Regions from separate parts of the Mus musculus genome. Here region 2 is linked to region 1. Evidence: chromatin loops called from intact Hi-C (ENCODE). Cell type or tissue: heart. All regions are shown on one strand.

The links. A loop is a pair of places that touch in the nucleus more often than their neighbours do. Peaks named below come from ENCODE experiments on the same cell type or tissue, not always from the same donor. Only the 100,000 strongest peaks of a DNase experiment are listed, where the experiment ranks them.
Region 2: it touches region 1 in a loop (2.3-fold over the local background); 2 of 42 quality-filtered maps call a loop at or near these places.

The regions. Positions count from the first base shown.
Region 1 is chr8:111,820,560-111,828,559 of GRCm38, reverse strand. The region is part of intron 5 of Cfdp1 (craniofacial development protein 1); the gene reads left to right. Among named protein-coding and RNA genes, the nearest start is that of Cfdp1, 30 kb to the left of the region's middle. In heart, CTCF peaks have their summits at 3,145 (motif pointing right) and 4,033 (motif pointing right); DNase peaks (open chromatin) are centred at 7,169 and 7,659.
Region 2 is chr8:111,504,631-111,512,630 of GRCm38, reverse strand. It overlaps Wdr59 (WD repeat domain 59), which reads left to right. Exons shown (of 26, transcript NM_001170742.1): 2 at 6,690-6,739. Among named protein-coding and RNA genes, the nearest start is that of Wdr59, 13 kb to the left of the region's middle. In heart, no CTCF peak of the experiment used is centred here; DNase peaks (open chromatin) are centred at 1,990 and 3,100; H3K4me3 peaks cover 461 bases; H3K27ac peaks cover 2,795 bases.

The sequences.
Region 1 (8,000 bases):
GGAACTCACAGTCCTTGCGAAAAGCACTGAGTTGTTTTTCCCATGTGGTTTTATCTTGTCTTGCCTCTTGGACATAGAAAAAAAGGCTTTATTGTTGAATCTCAAACAACCTCCTGGTGGTATCAGATTAGGCAGTGTTTGTCCCAAAAACAAAAGATTTGTCATAGATCCGTATGAAGATTTAAGTCTCAAATTGGATAATGGACTGGATAATGGACTGCAATCCTAGTATCTAGAAGTGAAGGCAGTAGGATCTGTGAGTTCAAGGCCAGCCTTGACTACATGGTGAGTCTATGGTCCATCTGGACTACATAAGATTTTTTCACTGAGCCTGGCAGTGGTGGCGCATGCCTTTAATCCCAGCACTTGGGAGGCAGAGGCAGGGGATTTCTGAATTCAAGGCCAGCCTGGTCTACAAAGTGAGCTCCAGGATGGCCAGGCCTACACAGAGAAACCCTGTCTCGAAAAAAAAAGAAAAAAACAGTGTTTTGTTTTGTTTTGTTTTGTTTTTCACTGAAAACCAGCAGTAAATAACACTTGATCCAGTGGTTTGTCAGTTGTCGTTGTCTCTGACTCTCCCAGGAACCTCACATTTGTAGATAGTTTTCTTTCTAAACAGCTAATGTGATCTTTCCCAGAGCCCTCAGAAGTTGGTAATTATGAACTTAGCTTATTTTTAGCTTTTAAATAAGCATAATTATTGAGTTTTGATAAAGAGCAGTGACCACTTCTCTCAAAGTAATAGAAATCAAACAGCCACAATATTGGGAGGAAATGTTTCTGGAATTTGACTGTCTTAGTTTTTTAGGCTTGGTTTTTGTTTTACTTTTGGATATGTTCATATTTTTCTCTCCCATGACATGTTTACAGTTGAATGTATATTAAAAGCCTGCATACACTCTAGAGCTGAGTCCCTTGAGTGGTTCAGTTCAAGAAGCAAGACTTCCAGCAGGGTCCCAACAGAACTGTCTAGGATATCATGAATGAAAGTTTATTGGTACTTACTAACAATAGAGGAAAATAGATACTTTAGCAAACATGACCTCTGATATGAGAGATCAGAAAGTGATTTTTTGTAAGAAAGCAATGCATTGTTTGTTTAGAAGTGTGTACTTGGAATGTTTGTTTGTTTGTTTGTTTGTTTTAATTGCAGAATCTTACTATATAGCTAGGCTGACCTCAAGCCTGTGATCTTTGCCTCAACCTTTGAGTGCTGGGTTACAGGTGTGTGTTACCAAACCTGGCCCAAAACAAAACAAAAACAACTAAAAGCTTTAATGAGACTAAGTGTGACACTATGTAATTTATCAATTTGAATTTTACCACTTATTAGTTTGTGGCATACACACAGGATATATCCATCGTAATGGGCAGCTACAACACTAGACCTGTTACCAGTTACTCTGTCTTTCCAAACCCACTCATGGACTTTCTGGTCCAGGTTTGTTTATTTTAACGTTTCATGAATGGAATCCCAATATTTCCTTTTGTTCTTTTTAGAAGATGTATTTATATAATTTATATGTATGAGTGTTGGCCCACATGTATGTCTGCCCGTGTGTGTATCTGTGGGAGCTAGACTGTTAGAGTCCTCAGAACTGGGTCTATGTGGTGATGAGCTGTCATGTGGGTACTCAGAACAGACCCTCGGGGTTCTGCAAGAGCAGCAAGTCAAGCCCGGTGGCGGCGGCGACAAACCTTAATCCCAGCACTCAGGCAGAGGCAGGTTCGAGGCCAGCCTGGTCTAAGAGCAAGTTCCAGGATGGCCAGGACTGCACAGAGAATCCCTGTCTCGAAAAATCAAACAAAAGGCAGCTCATCCTCTTAACCACTGAGGCTCCTCCCAGGCCCTGTCTGGCTCCACTGACTTCTTAACATAACATCTTCAAGGTTTATTTATGCTTCAGCATCTCTCTATAATTTACTCTTTTTTTAAATCTCCTTTGTAGACTAATGTAATTGTAAGATTGTACTCCAAGCCGGGCAGTGGTGGCGCACGCCTTTAATCTCAGCGCTTGGGAAGCAGAGGCAGGTGGATTTCTTCGTTCAAGGCCAGCCTGGTCTACAGAGTAAGTTCCAGGACAGCCAGGGCTACACAGAGAAACCCTGTCTCAAAAAACCAAAAAAAAAAAAAGAAAAGAAAGAAAAGAAAGAAAGGAAGGAAGGAAGGAAGGAAGGAAGGAAGGAAGGAAGGAAGGAAGGAAGAAAGAAAGAAAGAAAGAAAGAAAAGATTATACTCCATTTTGTTTATGTGGGTGCTAATTAATGGACTTTGGGTGGTTTTTATTTTTGGCTATTGAAAATGTTTTGTGGACATTTATGTACAAACTTTTTTGTTATTGGGTGTTTTCATTCCTCCAGGGTATATCCCTACAAGACTTTGTAGATTAGCAGTAGCTAGAACAAGCTCTATTTTTCTAAAAATTTTAATCTGTGTTTATTGGTGTTTTGCCTGTATGTGTTTTTGTGTATCATGTGCCTGGTGCCCACAGAAGCCAGAAAATGTTACGATTCCTTAGAGAGTGGAGTTAAAGAGATGGTTTTGAGCCACCATGTAGGTTCTAGGAACTGAACCTGTGTCCCCTGCAAAAGCAGTCAATGCTTTTAACCACTGAGCCATCTCCAGCCTCCTTTCATACTTTTAAAGTGTTCTTTAAAAAAAAAAAAAAAAAGGACCTCTAGCTGGGTGTGGCTACTGAAGTCTTTAATCCCAGAGTTTGGAAGCCAGAGGCAAGAAGATAGATTGCTGCAGGTTTGATGCTGGCTTGATCCACACAACTAATTCTAGGCAAGCCAGGGATGTTAGCAAACCCTGACTTAACAAAATAACACAAGAACAAAAGAACTGTGTGTGAAGTCTTCACAAAGTAAAATTAGAGAGCCGGAGAGGTGTGTCTGTACTGTAGACCATGTTTGTTGTGTTCTTAGGTCTGAGCTGTGCTGCACTTCTCAGGGTGTGAAAACACTGCAGTGCTTTCAACAAGCCTTTTTGCATGAGTAGAGCAGGCGTGGAAAGTTACTGCGCGTGCAGAATTCACCCAGCTTAAGGGTGGGAATGGTTTGTGAAGAGAGCACTGTGATCATCTAGAGAGGACTAAAGTCTGCTGGTTAGTGACAGCAGTGAGCGCTGAGCATGCACTAGAGGGCAGAAGTCACCCTGGGAAAGCAAGCACTCAGGCACACCAAGCCGTTCTAAGACTGGACGGTGCTATTTATTTTTGTCTGCCTAATTAGTCTTTGATAAGAGATTTCTTTGTTTTGTTTTCTTTAATATATCTAGATATATTAAATTACAGTTTGGTTTATTTTCAGCTCTGCTTTGGAAAATTATTTTTCCCTCTCATTTCTGTAACACACAGTTTTATTTGTGGAGATTTTTTGTTAATTACAGATAGACATGCTAACATGGCACAGCCGTGAAGGTGCTTGTTGTCAAGCCTCATGAGAGAAGTGTCCCTCACGAGTCGTCCAGTGGCCTCCACACACAGAGTGTGGTACTCATGATCGTCTCCCTCTGCCCCAACAGAAAAAAATAAATATAAAAAAATTAAAGAGAGAAATTGTGCGCCGCCTCAGGGACTGCGTTATTAATACTGATCCTTTGCAAATACTCTGCTGCTCATCCCCGCGTGTTTGTGTGGAAGTTGCTGTACTCATCTGTTCTAATGTCAGGGAAGCACACCGTTCACTTGGAGCAGACAGTCTGTGTCTATGTTCTCACCAAAGTTCTGGTCAAAGAATCTTGGTACTATTTTGTGGATGGTTATGAGCATATAGCAAGACTCACATTTATTAAATTTGTAATTTCTTGTGGATTTTTCTTACAGGAGAGGCTGAGCAGTTGTGTTCTAATTATTTTGGTTGAGGATGAAAACGAGGCTGACCTGCATTCGTTATATCCAGTTACATGGTCCGGGGCTCTTGCCAAAACCCCACTACTCAAGCAAAGCTATTGTAAATGCAAGATGAAACAATTAAAAAAAATGTTTTTAAATGTATTTAATATGAATGCTCAGCTGCATATACACCTGGAGGCCAGAAGAGGGCATCAGACTCCCTTATAGATGGTTGTGAGCCACCATATGGTTGCTGGGAATTGAACTCATGACTTCTGGAAGAGCAGCCACTGCTCTTAACCTGTGAGCCATCTCTCCAGCCGGAAATAATTTAAAACTTTGAAAACAGATGATATAGAAAAGCCTACAGAAGCTGGGCGTGGTGGTGCACGCCTTTAATCCCAGCATTCGGGAGGCAGAGGCAGGTGGATTTCTGAGTTTGAGGCCAGCCTGGTCTACAAAGTGAGGTCCAGGACAGCCAGGGCTATACAGAGAAACCCTGTCTCGGAAAAAAAAAAAAAAGTTTGAGGAAAGCCTCTTTTACTATGGTTAATTTAAGTGTCAGGTGGGTCCCTTACTCCCTTCTCTTCATAAGGCGAGCCCTGATGTTATACCAAAAGCCCCCCAACCCCCAATTAAAACTTGTACTGAGGACGAGTGAGGTGGCTGAGTGGCTGAGCAGGTAGCTGTGCTTGCCATGCCAGCCTGACCACCTAATCCTCAGTGGAAGGGAGAACCGCCTCCATCCACAAAGCTCCCTGGCCTCCTACTGTGCACTGCAGCGCTACTCACCTGCACACACCTACACACACACACACACACACACACACACACACACACACACACGAATAAGTAAGAACTGTAGAAGAAAGGCATCCTTAAACTGGGTAATGGTGGCGCACCCCTTTAATCCCAGCACTCAGGAGGCAGAGGCAGGTGGATTTCTGAGTTGGAGGCCAGCCTGGTCTACAGAGTGAGTTCCAGGACAGCCAGGGCTACACAGAGAAAACCTGCCTCAAAAACCAAAAGCCTCTTTCCATTCCAGCAGTTCCCCCGCACATCCCTTCCCTGTGTACACTGTGCTCTTGCTCATGCGGGCCCAAACCTCAGAGTTCTTCATCCTCTCTGCCCCACTTTGCACCCAGTCCAATAAGTTCTTTTAATTTTGTCATTTTAAAAATCATTTTATTTATTTACATTCCAGATATTGCCCCCCTTCCCAGTCCCCCTCCCACTGTTCTTCATCCCATTCCCCATCCTCTTTGCCTCTGAGAAGGTGCCTCCCTCAGCCCCAGGCACCCCCCTTCCCTGGGGCCTCAAGTCTCTACATGATTAGGTACATCTTCTCCAATTGAGGCCAGACCAGGCAGTCCTCCGATATATATGTGTTGGGGCCCTTGGACCAGCCCATGTATGCTCTTTGGTTGGTGGGTTAGTCTCTGGGAGCTCCCAGGGATCCAGGTTAGTTGATACTGTTGCCATATATATCCCTATAGGGTTGCCATCCTCTTCAGTGCTTTCAATCCTTCTCCTAACTCTTCCATAGGGGTCCCCGACCTCAGTCCAATGGTTGGCTGTATCTGCATCTGTCTCAGTCAGCTGCTGGTAGGGCCTTCTCAGAGGACAGCCATGTTAGGCTCTGATCTGCAAGCACAACATAGCATCAGTAACAGTGTCAGGCTTTGATGCCCTCCTCCCCCACAAGGAGATGGATCCCAATTTGTCCCAGTCACTAGACAGCCTTTCCTTTGCTTTCTGCTCCATTTTTGTCCCTGCGTTTCTTTTAGTCAGGAACAATTCTGGGTCAGAAATTTTGACAGTGGGTTAGTAGCTCCGTCTTTCCACTTGGGCCCTGTCTAGTGGAGGTAGTCTCTTCAGGTTCCCTCTCCCCACTGTTGGGGATTCGGCTAAGGTCACCTCCATTGAGCCCTGGGAGTCTCTCACATCCCAGGTCTCCCCACCTCACCCCCAGAAGCTGCATATTCCAGTCATTCTCCTGGCCCTCTGGCCTTCTCTCCTGTTTCCACCCCCATCCCTTTCCACTCCCCCTCTCCATCCCCACCCAGGCTCTCTCTAAGTGAGACCGAAGCATCCTCATCTGGGCTTTCTTCCTCCTCGAACGTCTTACGGTCTGTGGATTGTACCGTGGGTATTCTGTACTTTTTGGCTAATAGCCACTGCTCAGTGAGTATGTACCATACATGTCCTTTTGGGTCTGGGTTAGCTCACTCAAGATGATACATTATCTTTCAGCTTGGGTGTAGATTTTGTTTTGTTCCTTAAATCTGAGATTTTAGAACTTTTATCTGGCTAGAAAAATTCTCTGGCATTCTGACTATTGCATCTTTTGTGTTCTGTCTCCTGGAATTCCTGTTAGGCAAGCAGGTTTCCTTTCTGTCTGTGAATCGGTTAACTTCTCTTTGACGTCCCGCTCATTCTTTCTGAACTGCTTTTTGCTTGTTTCCTGTGTCTTCACTGTTTCTTCAACACAATCTAAACTTAATTTCAGTAACTGAGTTTTCCATATTTTAGAAATCCCTGTTTAGTCTTCACATTTGCTTTTTCATGGGATCGTAATCTGTTTGTTTTTGTTCAAGACAGGGTCTCTTTGTGTAACCTTGGTTGTCGTGGAATTCGCTCCGTAGACCAGGCTGGCCTCAAACTCAGAGATCCACCTGCCTCTGCCTCCCGAGTGCTGGGATTAAATGAAGGCATCTGCCACCATTCCCAGATAGGATCTTACTCTTAAAGTCTTGCTTTCTGTGTGCCACCATTTTAAGTATATTTCCTTTGTGACCTCTAGCTGAGGGATCTGTATTAGAAGGTAGTTTTGGGTTATGCTGCTATTCTGATTTCTCTTTTATGATGGTGCTCTTTAAGGTGAAGGGTTAATCTGCATTTTTCAAAGCTAGGTATAAATTTATGTCTCTTTGGTGCCCTGGTTTGAACGTTGGCTTAGGCTAATCTTGAATGTAAATTTGTGGTTCAGAATCCCTAGAACCCTGAGGTGCTGTAGTTAAGATTATAGCCTGAATCCCGGCTCATTGCTGACACAGTGCATTGTGTCCGAAGAGACGCGCCATCCTACAGCCCGAGCAGGGGAGCTCTTTCCTGTGCTCCCTGCGCCATTACATGAGCTCTGTCCTCAGTCCATCTTCTCCATGTCGGCACGGCTTAGGCTTGGCTCTCCGGCTCTGTAATACCAAGGCAAGTCATGCTTTGATTTGGCTTACAAAACCCAAGCCAGGAAGTTATTAAAACCCACTCCCAGCCCTCAGTCGTTCTGTCGGGTCCTGTACACTGCTGTGGTTTCTCACTTCCCAGCCCTCAGTCATTCTGTCGGGTCCTGTGCACTGTTGTGGTTTCTCACTTCCTCCCTTTCGTTTTGGTGAGGGTTTTTTTTTTTTTTTTTTTTTTTTTTTTTGTTCTGTTTTTTGGTGTTTCGAGACAGGGTTTCTCTGTGTAACCCTGGGCTGTCCTGGAACTCACTCTGTAGACTAAGCTGACCTCGAACTCAGAAATCCGCCTGCCTCTGCCTCCCAAGTGCTGGGATTAAAGGCATGGGCCACTACTGCCCAGCATTGGTGAGGTTTTAAAATAGCGATATGGGCTGTCATTATGTGGCAAGTATTTAGTTGGTCTTCACCATCCTTCCCAGATACCCTGCTGGTTTTTTCATGTTTCTGAGTTTTTTCTTAGGTTTCTGTTGCTGTGATGAATAATGTCCTGACCAAAAGCACCTTGGGCAGGAAAGGGGTTGTTTTGCCTCTACTTCCATGCCACTGTCTGTCCTGGAGAGCAATCAGGAAGGAACTGATGGCAGGAAGCTGGAGGCAGGGCTGAAGCGTGGGTCATGGAGCTCCTTGCTGGCTCGTTCTCCATGGCTTGCTCAGCCTGCTCTCTTACATACCCAGAGCTCCCTGCCCAAGGCAGCACCATCCACAGTGGTGTGGGCCCTCGCATCAGTCATTAATTGAAAATGCCCTTCAGTCTTGCCTACAGCCTGACATTAGGCATTTTCTCAGTTGACGTTCCTTCCTCTCAGATGTCTCTGACTTGTGTTGACATAAAAACTAGTCAGCACACCGAACAACTAGTACACAGTTGTGAAATTTGTGAAGTGGTAAAATTTGAGGTGATCAAAACAATCTCTCTCTCTTTCTC
Region 2 (8,000 bases), 320 kb after region 1:
CAGGCTGGAGACAAACTGGTGTTGAGAAATGGCCCAGCTCTGACTTGCACTGATTGGAAGGATAAGCAGACAACATACTTTGCCTTCCTGCCTTCCTTCTTCTGTCAAGTTTATGTGGCCTAGTCTGGCCTTGAACTCACGGTTCAGTTGTAGGTGACTTTGAACTCCTGATGTTCCTTGCCTCCACCTTCCAAGTGCTGAGCTTACAGGAATGTATTGTCACGCCCAGCCCAAGATCAGTTTTTGTATTTGTACTAATATTTAACTGCAAGTCCAAAAATGGATTTGTAATAGAATCTGTCCCGGCATTTGGCTATTACTAAGTACATAATTACCTGTTATCTTTTTAAAAATAAAAATATTACAAAAATAATAAAGCATGAGGTTTGTTTGTTTGTTTGTTTGTTTTTGGCAAGCTCTCACTATTTAGTCTTGACTGGTTTGGAATTTATTATGTAGATCAGGCTGACCTTGAACCCCCAGAGTTCCTCCTGCCTCTGCCTCCGGAGGCTGGGATCACAAGTGTATACCCGGCTTCATGGGCTTTCCTGGCTAACAGATCTCTGAGCTGTAGGGATTAACTGTACATTAGCCTGTTTAAAGTGAACATCTGAAGGAGTTTTAGTATATGTCCGTCCCCACCATCATTTCTAGAACATACCCTCACCCTGACTTGAAACAGGTTTTTTATCTGTTTGTTTTGAGACAGGATTTCTCTGGGTAGCCCTGTGGAACTCACTCCGTAGACCAGGCTGGCCTCAAACTCAGAGAGCTCCTCCTGCCTTTGCCTGCCTCCTAGGTGTTAGGATTGCTCCTTCCTCTTTATAGTTGAGTAACGATCCACTGTATGAGTGTCCAGTGCTCATTTCTCTTTATAAGTGAGTCATAGTCCATTATTGCTATACAGCTTCTTATTTATCCATTCATCAGTTGTTGGACATTGTTTCCACTTTTAGGGTTTTATGAGTGATGTTGCTGTGAACACTGATGTATATGTTGTTGTGTAGCATAAGCATTTAAGACCATTTTTAAGTTGCCTTTAATACCAAATAGTCACTAAATTAATATGTTAACAAATAGCATGTGGTAGGCATTATACTAGCAAATTGATTTTTACCCTCAAGAAAATTGCAATCTAATGGAGAAAATGTACTATAATTAAATACCATTATAATATCTCAAGTGCCAAGAAACAGAATGCTAGGTCCTGCAGATACACAGATGTAGCTAATTCATCCTGGGGTGTGAGAGGACGGTCCAGCAAAACCTTAGAAGTGTCTGTACTGAATCCCAAAGGGCGGGGTGGGGGGGGGGAAAGAAGAAGGAGATCTGTGTAATTGCTGTGCAAACTTCATGAACTGATTTTGGGTCCCTGTGACCCGCATAAAATGCTGGGCATGGTTGTAAACCCCAGTGATCCAAATACTGAGTAGGTAGAGATGGGACCATCTTTGGAGCTTGCTGGCTAGCCAGCCTACCCATATTGGTAAGTTCCAGGGTTCCATGAGAAAGTCTGTAAATCAGTCAGTCAGTCAAGCAAACAAGCAAGCAATGGAGGAAGGCACTCCATGTTGGCCTCTGTCCTTGACACACAGGGACATGCATGTGTAGTGTACTTACCACACACCACACACACACACAAAGATACAGACACACAAAAAGACAAAGAATTAGCCAGATAAAGGATAGAAGAGTCTTCCAGGCAGAACCAGCCATTGGTATAAAGGTCCTGAGGTGAGAGTGGGAGGAAGGTGGGGGGCGGGGTAAGGGAGAGAGGAGGAAGGAGAAAGAGACAGACGTGAGTTTGGAGGGCTGGCAGGAATTCATCTTAAAGAATTGATAATGGCTGGCATATGGGGGCAGCGTTGGGAGGGGAGAGCTCTGAGATGGGCTGCGGGAATGGACAGGAAGCTCCAAGGTAGTCTGTAAGGCTACACTCCACTGAGGATGCACTCAGTCCTGCTGACTCTGCAGAGCCATGGCCAGATTTAGCACAGCAGTCTCTGAGATGACAGGGAGCACAGCTGGTGGCAGGCTCCTGGCCTTCCCGGGAAGAAGTGATAACAAGGCAGAGGATGGGAGTGGTTGAGTAGGGGAGACAGGAAGGTCTGTGCAGACTTAGCTGCAGTCTAGTAAAGCTGTATTCCTGGAAGCAGGGCCTTTTAGGTCAGAACGATCATTGATTCTGATCCTGTCTTAATTTCTTTGCTAGGTCACTTTGGTTTTGTTTGTTTGTTTCTGTGTTTTTAACTGAATATAGCCCATGTTGGCTTTGAATATGTGGTCGTCCTGTTGCAGCCAGCTAAGTGTTAGGATTACATGTATGCATCACAGTGTGTGTGTGTGCATGCGTGTGCGAAGGTCAGAGAACAGATTAGAAATTGGTTTAAGGCAGTGCCTCTTGTTTCGCCACCATAGGAATGCTGGAAGTACAGAAGTGTGCTACCATATCTGGCTTTTCACCTGGGTTCTTGGTACCGACTAAGACTGTCAGGATTGTATGGCGAGTGCTTTTGCTTTTCCTTGCTGAGTCATCTCTCTGGCCTTGTTTAAAGATACCTTTCTTTCTTTTTTTCTTTTTCTTCTTCTTTTATTTTTCTGAGACAGGGTTTCTCTGTGCAGCCCTGGCTGTCCTGGAACTCACTCTGTAGACCAGGCTGGCCTCGAACTCAGAAATTCGCCTGCCTCTGCCTCCCGAGTGCTGGGATTAAAGGCGTGCGCCACCACTGCCTGATTTAAGGATGCCTTTCTTCTATGGTTCTTACTTAGTCGTGTGTGTGTGTGTGTGTGTGTGTGTGTGTGTGTGTGTGTGTGTGTGTGTAGGTGTGTGTAGGTGAGTAGCGCTGCAGTGCACAGTAGGAGGCCAGGGAGCTTTGTGGATGGAGGCGGTTCTCCCTTCCACTGAGGATTAGGTGGTCAGGCTGGCATGGCAAACACAGCTACCTGCTCAGCCACTCAGCCACCTCACTCGTCCCCAGTACAAGTTTTAATAGGGGGTACAATCGCTGGTCTATCCATAATTCAAGTTTGAATCGCTGGTCTATCTGTAATCTACCAGCCCCTTCCTTCAGGCAGATAGGAAGTTCTACCCACGTCACTGCAAGTGTTCCCTCCTCCCTTGCCTTGGCGTCTGATAAAACCCCACACCCCGTTCTTTATAACGGCTCAGCACCTTTTGTTCATTGTCATTTTTTTCACTTAGCACATCCGTTCATTTATCTCATGTATGGAGCCCTGTCAGCAGTAAGGCCCTGGACCGTCGCCCCTGTCCCCTCAGCTCGTCCTTTTCTCTGGTCAGATGGCTTCTTGTTTTGGTGAGAGAACCTCCTTTCCACTTCTTCATGGGGTCAACCTAGCATAATCTCCCTATGTTTCCCTACAAATATACTGGTAGCTTTTTTTTTTTAATTAGTGGTTTCTTTTAAAAAGTAACTTTCTGGGCTGGACAGATGGTTCAGTGGATATAGGTGATTGCCACCAAGCTTGGTGACATGAGTTTAAGCCCTGGAACCCATGTGGTAGGAGAAACCCAACCTCTGCAGGTTACCCTCTGACCCACACACACACACACACACACACACACACACACACGTATCATCCACCCCCCCAAACAATAAATAAATGTAAAAGGAGATCCCTTAATATGGTGATTTATAATATATTTGCAGTCTTGATGCATTTTTGTGTTTTTAAAAATGCTACTAGAAGCATTCCATTGTGTAGATATGCATGCTAGAGTTGTAAGTAAACAGCTCTGTCCAGAAAGCATTTGCTACCTTCTGGGGTAGATACCAGAGGCAGAGCTCCTGAGACAAAAGGCACGGCACTTTTGGACTGTTGCCAGATTGTCTTTTCTTAGTGCTCTGTTACTGTATGCCTCACACTACAAATTTAGCAACTTACAACAATAACCATCTCTTAGCTCAGATTTCTGTGGGTCAGACGTCCAGGCACTGCATGGCTGGTTTCTTTGTTCAGTGCCTCATTGTCAAAATCAAGGCATCTCTGAGCCATGTTTCCACTTGGAGGCTTCACCTCAGAGGAATCCATTTCCAAGCTTGTTCAAGTGGATTTCAATATCCAGTCTCTAGGGGCTAGGACAGAAATTCCTGTCTTCTTTTTTTTTTTGGTTTTTCGAGACAGGGTTTCTCTGTGTAGCCCTGGCTGTCCTGGAACTCACATTGTAGACCAAGCTGGCCTCGAACTCAGAAATCCGCCTGCCTCTGCCTCCCAAGTGCTGGGATTAAAGGCGTGCGCCACCACGCCAGGCAATTCCTGCCTTCTTACTGACTGTCGATGAGGCCTTGCTTCCAGCTCCCAGAGGTCACCATCAGGTCCTTCCCTGGGACCCCTTTGTCTGTCTTTCATAGGTGGCATGGGAATCCCATCTCCTCTTTAGGTTAACTGGCCGGTGTGATTAACTCTCTCAGTTGCTGCCTTCCAAATAGAAGGTCTATACTCACTAAACAACACTCCCCCAACCTTGTCAGCCTCTGCTTTGTCTCTGTGAGCTCTCCTGCTGCATGTGTGTCAACCTTTTGTGTTGGCTGTTGTTGCTGTAATAAAATACTGTAACTAAAGAGAGGGTTTATTTGGGCTTGTGGTTCTAGAGGGAGAGTTCGTAATGTCAGGGGAAGCTGAGAGATCACATGCCAGCCACACACAGGAAGCACAGGGAGAGCTAGAAGTGGGGTAAAGCGGTAATGCCTGCTTCCCATGACTCCTCCAGCACCTCCTGAAGGATCCATAGCCTTCCCAAACAACCCCTCCCACGGGGAACAAGGGTTTGAATACACACGCTGATGGGACAGTTTTGAGCCTCCACACAAGCCTTAAGTGGAACCATCTTGTACTAGTGTCTCGTTGGGTGTGTTTCTCTTGGTGCAATCCTAAGAATCATTCCTATCAGAATCTATCAGAATTCCTGTTTTTAAAAGCTGAATAATAATCTACTGTGATGGTGACTACTTTTCTTTAATCTTCCATTCTTCCCCTGCTGGATACTTGGGCTCCTTAATCATGTCAGTAAACCACTGGCCACTCTAGCTAGAGGAGTGTTTTATTAATTAGCCGTGTGTAGCAGGCACAAGGGGTATGCATCAAGAACCCAGAATCTTGGGGCTATGGTCAGATCCTCCATGAGATGCCCTCTAGAAAGATGCTGCTCCCTGTTGGGGAAGCCACCTTGTTCTCTTTACAGCATTAATCTATACATCACACAGAAGGGTTCTAGAGATGGCATGGCGCCAAGCTTGCCCATGCAGCCAGGGTTCCCTCTGCTCAGGATTCTAGGGCATTATGAAGGATGTTCTAACCACTTTTCACCCTCTGGGCGAACAGTCTGGCTTCATGTCTCCAGGACTAGGCATGACATGGGTTTTGAGTGGTAGATACGTGTGAGAAAACCATTAGTGAGGCCAGTGGGGGTGGGGTTGGTGCTGCCATTCATAGGTTATGATTGTGGCAGCATCCACAAAGTGAGTTCTTCTAGCATGCGCTCTTGGAAAGAACTGAGAGCATTTAGTGACCAAACAGATGATACAGGAATGACAGGGTAAGGCTGTAACTGCCAGGATTCAGGCAGCCACATGCCGTACCTTCACTAGCCTTGGTACAGACTTGGAGATGAGGCTCTGAGTCATGACATTGATGCTCACTAGGATCTACGAGATGGAATTTCAGACTGAATGTCGATGGGACACATTTGTAACAATATTACCTTGGAGGATAGTGAGGTGCAGGGGTCCGTTTGACAGTATGCTCAAAGTACATTGGGAACTGGCATAACAATAGCTTCATGTAACCCTTTATAATAAACAATGGCTAAAATATTAAGAATAAAACCTTGGATCCAATAGGGATGGTATTTGAGAAATATGCCATATGGCTTCAAGAAGGTCCCATGTGCTGTGGAAAGAAATGGGTGTTCTGTGGGTATGTAGGTAGCAATGTTCCAGGTTAGCTTCCGGAGTAGAAGGTCTTGTTAGTAGCTGTTTCTTGCTCTGTGCTAGTTAGATTCCCTGAGGGCTCTATAACATCTTTCTCCACAACTTAGAATATGCTGTCTTGGTTGTGTATAGTCCTGGTGTATGTGTGTGAGTGTGTGTATATGTGTGTCTGTGTGTGTATGTATGTGTGTGTGTGTGAAACAGAAGCGATCATTTGCCAAAGTGAATGTAAGATCTGGGTGGGAGCCGGGTGTGGTGGTGCAGGCCTTTAATTCCAGTACTTGGGAGGCAGAGGCAGGAGGATTTCTGAGTTCGAGGCCAGCCTGGTCTACAGAGTGAGTTCCAGGACAGCCAGGGCTATACAGAGAAACCCTGTCTCAAAAACAAACAAACAAACAAAAAAGATCTGGGTGGGAACTAAAAGAACAATGGTTCGCAACCCTTTGGCAAACTTCTATCTCCAAAAACATATTACAATTCATTAACAGTAGCAAAATTATAGATATGAAGTACTAATGCAATAATTTTACGGTTGGGGTCACCACAGCATGGGGAACTGTATTAAAGGGTCACAGCGTTAAGAAGGCTGAGAGCCACTGGAAAGTGCAGAACACTAACACCTGAGAACGGATTATTGTCAACCAAGGACTTCCTGAGAAACAGGAAGAAGAGTCAAAGGTAGGTCTGTCTTTTCCCCTGGTTATTTTGTCAGTAGAACTAAAACTGTGTTCCTTCTCACAGGCAACTGCCATGTCTGTGGACTGTCTTGGGCAGCATGCAGTGCTTTCTGGGTAAGTGAGCTTTTGGAGTTGGTCTCCCACAAGTTCTGGGGAACAAAGTATAAATAAGTTCCTGGGAACTCGAAAACTATCTTTATGTGTGAGGACAATCCGAGCGAGCGGGGCTTTAGTATTCACATCCTAAGGACCACAAGGGCGCTTGCAGGGGTTCTTTGAGGTTTTGTTTGGTCTTGTTTTGTCTCTCATAGTGAACTCACATTTTAGTGTTTGTAGTTTGGCCTTGAGTTGACAGTGTTCTTGTCACAATACTGTCTCACTGAGGAATCAGTCTAGTATGGTTAGAGAGGTGGTTAGGAGGGTTGAGGCAACCTGGGCTCTCTGGACACTCACTCAGTTTACCTAACTGGGCTTTGGCTTTTTTTTTTTCCAGAAAGAATTTAAAAAATGATTTAGAGTGTGTGTGTGTGTGTGTGTGTGTGTGTGTGTGTGTGTGTGTGAAACCTCAGGTGTCATTCCTCAGTCACCGTCTACTTTGTTCACTTTTGAGGTAGGTTTTCTTGTTGGTCTGGAACTCACAGGTAACACAAGCCTGGCTGAGTAGCCAGCTCCAGAGAGCCATCTGTCTCCTCCTCCCCAGGAATGAAATAATTACTGCAGGGATGTTAACTCACTGACCAAGCGAGTTTTCTTTCTTAAAAAATATGTAGCATTCTTCTTCTTCTTCTTCTTCTTCTTTTTTTTTTTTTTTTGAGACAGGGTTTCTCTGTGTAGCCCTGGCTGTCCTGGCACTCACTCTGTAGACCAGGCTGGCTATTGATTGACACTGTAAACTTGCTATTGACATATTTACTATGTTACTTTAATTGTTATGCCATTTTCTTGGGTCATCAGTTCTTGCAGATAGATCTGGTTTTCATTTCCAAGTTGTAGACTTGCAGAGGAATTTGAGATTTTTCTGCAGGATTTCGGTCCAGTAACAAGAATGCTTAACACATTTATTGAATGTAAAGCTCTGTGCCTGGTAATACCGGGCTTATAAAGATATTTTAGACATCGTGTAGTTTCCAGACCTACAGGTGAATTGAGACAAGAGCCTTAGCATTTGGTAGACTTCTTGTAGAGAAAACACAGTTGAAACGCAGCTCCTGCAGTGGGATTGATATGGATCCCAGCCAGGGGCACTGAGAAAGGCTGGGGGAGTTGCTGAGCTCAGAGGGACCAGACACACTCTGATGTATGGATGTGGGAGTGAAGGCCAACCCTGGAAGTAGCTGTCACAGAGACACTGTCCCCTTTGCATAACCATCAGCTT